Regions from separate parts of the Homo sapiens genome. Here region 2 is linked to region 1. The links are chromatin contacts, found by Hi-C or POLR2A ChIA-PET in ENCODE. All regions are on one chromosome and are shown on one strand. The core of a region is the stretch at or near the end of the contact, and the rest is flanking DNA. Distances in the headings are between cores, read along the strand shown.

The links. Hi-C counts contacts between places; a loop is a spot of excess contacts on that map. ChIA-PET counts read pairs that join two places held with the same protein, here RNA polymerase II (POLR2A). Pooled maps may share reads with other maps.
Region 2: a map of transverse colon shows a loop between it and region 1 (9-fold over the local background). The contact joins two enhancer-like sites. A Hi-C loop is called at or near these places in 5 of 168 maps with a recorded cell type or tissue (CD14-positive monocyte, gastrocnemius medialis, psoas muscle and 1 more) and 8 of 50 pooled maps. POLR2A ChIA-PET finds 5 or more read pairs at or near these places in 6 of 52 experiments (B cell, BJ, CD8-positive, alpha-beta memory T cell and 3 more).

Annotation. Positions count from the first base shown.
Region 1 is chr6:14,882,592-14,885,291 of GRCh38, forward strand. The region is part of intron 2 of LOC105374945 (a long non-coding RNA gene); the gene reads right to left. Among named protein-coding and RNA genes, the nearest start is that of JARID2-DT, 360 kb to the right of the region's middle. RefSeq lists an enhancer at 630-1,341. Within about 2 kb of position 1,445, at least 2 of the 41 ENCODE cell types and tissues checked have a DNase peak (open chromatin) inside an H3K27ac peak, as active enhancers do.
Region 2 is chr6:14,929,196-14,931,895 of GRCh38, forward strand. All of the region lies in intron 2 of LOC105374945 (a long non-coding RNA gene), which reads right to left. Among named protein-coding and RNA genes, the nearest start is that of JARID2-DT, 310 kb to the right of the region's middle. RefSeq lists a silencer at 1,429-1,629. Within about 2 kb of position 1,381, at least 2 of the 41 ENCODE cell types and tissues checked have a DNase peak (open chromatin) inside an H3K27ac peak, as active enhancers do.

The DNA.
Region 1 (2,700 bases), core at 195-2,694:
GGACCGAGGGTGGCTCAGCTCAGGGATGTGGGTGAGGACCAAGGCATTGAGTGGGCCTGGGGAGCAGGAGCTGTCAGGCTTTTGGCAGAAGCCCAAGGGTCATCCCAGGGAACACAAGCAGCAGAGGAACCCAGCAGTGGACCTGGGGGCCAGGGACAGCATAAAGGCACGAGCCAAAGAAAAGAAGCGAGACCCCAGGGACTCACAGCGATAAATGGCTGAGGTTCTGAGTGATGGGGGAGGGGCCGGAACAATGAAATGTGAGTTCTGACAGTGCATTTGACCTCATCTGTACCCACAAGCTGGCATGCCTGGAAGCATTCGTGTTGCAAATAGACACACACCCGTACTTATCACATTACATTACAATCCACAGTTTACATAACTTTCTTCCTCGATACTCTCTGAGCCTCACAAGCATTAAAGACACAGATCATTCATCCTTGTGTCTCAGAATAGAGCACAGGACAGGTAGTAGGTGCTCAGTCAGTGGTGGCCTGTAAATGGATGAAATACCAAGAGGAATCTCATCACCCAGTCCCCCAATACTAAAACAGTGTTACTACGAAACTCCAACATTAGAAACAAAAATCAACAGCATGCTTCCTGTGGAAACCAGGATTCCCAGAATAACACTATGGCCCAGAAGACCCTGGTCTCTTCAGGTACTGCTGGCAAGTTGCTCTATTTCTCCACTCCTGGCAAAACAGAGATGCCTTTGAACTTAATAAAATAGACTTTCGGCCAAAAATAGCAAGCAAAATCAGAGAAGCCAAAAAATTAAAAATAAAACATTATTTTCCTTTCTGTGTGCAGGGGACGGCAGAAGGGGCAGGGAAGCATGTTAATTAGCTATTCTGGTGACCACGTATTTAAGTAACAGCCACACTTAACATATGCGTCCAACCAGCTTCAATTCCATGATCTGAGAGGTGGTGCTCTCCAGAACCGCTTGGGCCAGGAAAAGGTGACTAGAGATTTGATTAAAATGCAGGCCCATGCCGGGCGCGGTGGCTCATGCCTGTAATACCAGCACTTTGGGAGGCCGAGGCAGGTGGATCACTTGGGGTCAGGAGTTTGACACCAGCCTGGCCAACATGTTGAAACCCTGTCTCTACTAAAAATACAAAAATTAGCAGGGCGTGGTGATGGGCACCTGTAATCCCAGCTACTCGGGAGGCTCAGGCAGGAGAACTGCTTGAACCCGGGGGGCGAAGGTTGCAGTGAGCCAAAATAGTGCCACTGCACTCCAGCCAGGCAACAGAGCAAAACTCCATCTCAAAGAAACTAAAATAAAATAAAACGCGGGTCCTAGAGGAAGAGGAAGGAGCTCCGATGGAAGTGCTGCTACAGAAAAGTCACATGGAAGCCCACAGAGCCACCAATTAGATCTGCTGCCCAAACTCCACAAAAGCAAAGTTTGAAGAGACAGTGAGGAGGAAATAGCCCAAAGAGGCCACTCCTTCCTGCAGAGGTCAACCAGCTGCTCTGAATTAAGAACTCTCAAGTCACTGACACAACGCAATATGACACCTTTCCAGCTGATGGAGTGCAGAGCAATTTTAGTGTGGATGCAGAGGCTTCTCCCTGGTGGGGTTGCCCGGCAGGGGTCACAACCCAGAATAATCCCATTAAGTTCCAGCTGCTGCACCCCATCCCCTGTAATTTACGGTCATGTCAGGGCCTTACCCTTACCAGTGCAACCAAATTTAAACCCACTCTTGGTGATGATTCTGCGATTCTGTGTGAGCGCAGCCTGGGGGTAGGAGGAAGGAGGGAGCAGCGGCTTAAAGAGATGCTTTCATTTATGATCCAAGATCTGAGTTGTCCTTCCCCCTACCCTTTTTCTTCTGCCAGAGACACTGATTTTTTTAACTGCTCTGAAAGAGGTCCACACTTTAGAGCTCCATCGTCTTTGGCTCCTCCCACTATTGATGAGAAAGAACAGAATTGACTCCCAGACCCAGGCAGGCAACTTTTCCAGCATTGCGGCCTCAGCCGGCTACCAGGATCGGAGGGAGCTCTTTGTAGGCTCTGGAGAGAATTGTTTTCAAAGCCAAACATAAGGAATATCAATTATAATGTTTAAAAGAATTTCAAAACAAGTGTTTGGCATTCCAGCTTACTTTTCTAGTCTCCACACTTGAGGAAAAAAAAAAATCTTGTATTTCCAAACACTAAATTATGTGGCTTTTGACTTTGAAAATGGCCTGGTGATATTATTTCTTAGGATCTATGTGGTACAGCAAATGGTGTATCTGCCCATCACAACTACTCTAAAAGATTCAAGAGTCGCTCAATATTAAGCTGAGATGAGACAAAGATAAGACATGAAAATAAATTTCAGGTCTAACTGAGACTGGCTTAATAAGACTGATATGGTACAAAAGCATACGAATTTTTCACTCCCCTACTAAGAACATATTTTCCAACACGAATCCTGCCTTCCAGGACAATCCAGCCCAGTCTGAAATAATGCATGTGTAAAAAGGAATGGAATAGGAAACAGAGACAAGTGAAGGTGGCTATAGAAGTTCAGAATACAGGCCGGGGGCAGTGGTTCATGCCTGTAATCCCAGCACTTTGGGAGGCTGAGGTGGGCGTATCACCTGAGGTCAGGAGTTTGAGACCAGCCTGACCAACATGGTGAAACGCTGTCTCTACTAAAAATACAAAAAAATTTTGTGGTGGTAGATGTCT
Region 2 (2,700 bases), core at 131-2,630, 47 kb after region 1:
TGCCACTTTCATCTTTAAATCAATTCACATTTTATATTTAAATATTCTGATGTTAAGTACAAATTTTGAACACTAATGGGGAAGGGAAAAACCAATGTCACTTGCCATAAACACAAGGCAGCCAGAAAAATAAACATAATGGAGAAAATGTTCTAGATTCCAGCAAGCTCCTGAAAGCTGAGAGCCTGGGAATTGCTCCCTCTTTACTTACCAGAAGAACGATGATGAGGAAGAAGAAGAGAAAGCCGATAGAAAAGGAGAAGAAGAATTGGTGTCAGAGAAGTGTTCAAGACATTTTAGGACTAAGCTGAGGCTCTCTGATCTAATCAGTGGGCATAAAAGGGAATTGAAAGATACTGCCTTCTTGCTGTGCTATTTAGTATATTATTTAATTTCCTGGTGTGACCTCTTGCAGTCACCTCCGACTCCCATGTTAAGGGGTCCCTAGTTTCCCTCCAAGCTGGATGCTATCAAACAGAAGACCCTAAGCTGTCTTCCCAGGACAGGTAATCCACCCCAAGCACTTGGAAAAGAAAGGTACATCCTCTTCCACAATAACCACTGCACAGATTCATTTTCTTGTAAAATGCAAGGGCCATTTAGAAATAATGACGTGTATTCTTTGAAATAAGTACCAGATCAACTTTTGTCTTTTGTTTTTTCTTTTGAGACGGAGTCTCGCTCTGTTGCCCAGGCTGGAGAGCCATCATGGGATCTCGGCTTACCGCAAGCTCCGCCTCCCGGGTTCACGCTATTCTCCTGCCTCAGCCTCCCGAGTAGCTGGGACTACAGGCACTCACCACCTCGCCCGGCTAATTTTTTGTATTTTTAGTAGAGACGGGGTTTCACCGTGTTAGCCAGGATAGTCTTGATCTCCTGACCTCGTGATCCACCTGCCTCGGCCTCCCAAAGTGCTGGGATTACAGGCATGAGCCACCGCGCCCAGCCAGTACCAGGTCAACTTTTAACCCCAGAAATCTCCCTTTAAGATGATCTCCAACCCTTTGCAGCTGTAAAATCCTTTAATAATACATCAACTGATTGCGTATCAATTGGATCAGGATAGGAGAAAGCCCTGTTGAAGTCCCATTCTTCAAAATATCTGAAAGCAGGCATTAGGAGTTGACACTGGCAGGCAGTTGAGCAGGACAAAACCATAAGGAAAAGTCAGCAGAAGAGGATGAAAGTTTACCTTCTGGGAATGGCCAGGGGAGGAACCCATAGCAGATCAGATATAAGATTCAAATCACAGCCTCCCGGAGGTAGCCAAGTGGCCCCAACCCTGGAAACTTAGCACTTGGCTTTAAAGACTTATAATTCCCTGGTGCCAATACCAGATAAGAAAAAGGCTGATTGGCCCCTGGTTGGCCCAGTGAGTGGGTTAGAAGAGACACACCTAGAACCACAAAGTTAGGTGTGGCTGACGAATTACTAATACATTGAATAGGCATACAACTGGGCCCCACACCCCATCTTAAATCAACAATGCAAGACCTGCACACAGAGACTCAACCCCTCCCTCCAAAATGCCCTTTCCTCTCCTCCAAAACCCCATCACCCACTCTACAGATCTCAGCTGAAGCCCTGAGTGACTAATACACAGATTGGTTAGGACCACTTGCATTTAAATGCTGTCACTCAGAGTAAGATATTCTGTTATTTACTCACCAAATCTTTTTGGGTTGTTTTTTGTTTTTGAGTTTTTTGTTTTTGTTTTTGTTTTTGTTTTGAGACAGAGTCTCACTCTGTTACTTAGGCTGGAGTGCAGTGTCATGGTCTGAGCTCACTGCAACCTCCGCCTCCCTGGTTCAAGCAATTCTCCTGCCTCAGCCTCCCGAGTAGCTGGGACTACAGGCGCCCACCACCACACCCAGCTAATTTTTATATTTTTAGTAGAGACGGGGTTTCACTACGTTGGCAAGGCTGGTCTTGAACTCCTGACCTCAGGTGATCCACCTGCCTCAGCCTCCCAAAGTGCTGGGATTACAGGCATGAGCCACCATGCCTGGACTCACCAAATCTTTTTGGCAGGTTACTGGGAGCCAGGGGCTGTGCTGCCTGCTGTCTGGTGTTCTCAAAGACTTCCCAAGCCACAGAGAGGTCTCAGTAAGGACACAGGTGTATGGGAAGAAAACCTTTTTACCTCTACCCTCCTAGGTTATTGACTAGTGCCCTATAAACTAAGCTGATAAAAGACAGATTCATGAGAGAAAAACCAACAGGAGTTTGTAAACCTGTGCATCTTCCTTACATATGAGAGCACCCAGTGAGGAGCAACTCACAGGGGTGGTTAGAATTTGGGGTCTACTGGCCAGGCACCGTGGCTCACACCTGTAATCCCAGCACTTTGGGAGGCCGAGGTGGGTGGATTGTTTGAGGTCAGGAGTTCAAGACCAGCCTGGCCAACATGGTGAAACCCCGTCTCTACTAAAAATACAAAAATTAGCCAGGCATGGTGATGGGCGCCTGTAGTCCCAGCTACTCAGGAGGCTGAGGCAGGAGAATCACTTGAATCTGGGAGGTGGAGGTTGCAGTGAGTCAAGATTGCGCCATTGCACTCCAGCCTGGGAGACACAGCAAGACTCTGTCTCAAAAAAAAAAAGAATTTGAGGTCTATGTACCTAACTTACTGGAGGAAGGGTTGGGGAGAGAGGGCACTAATGGAAAAGCAAATGACTTTTGGAAGGAGAAATGGGCTCC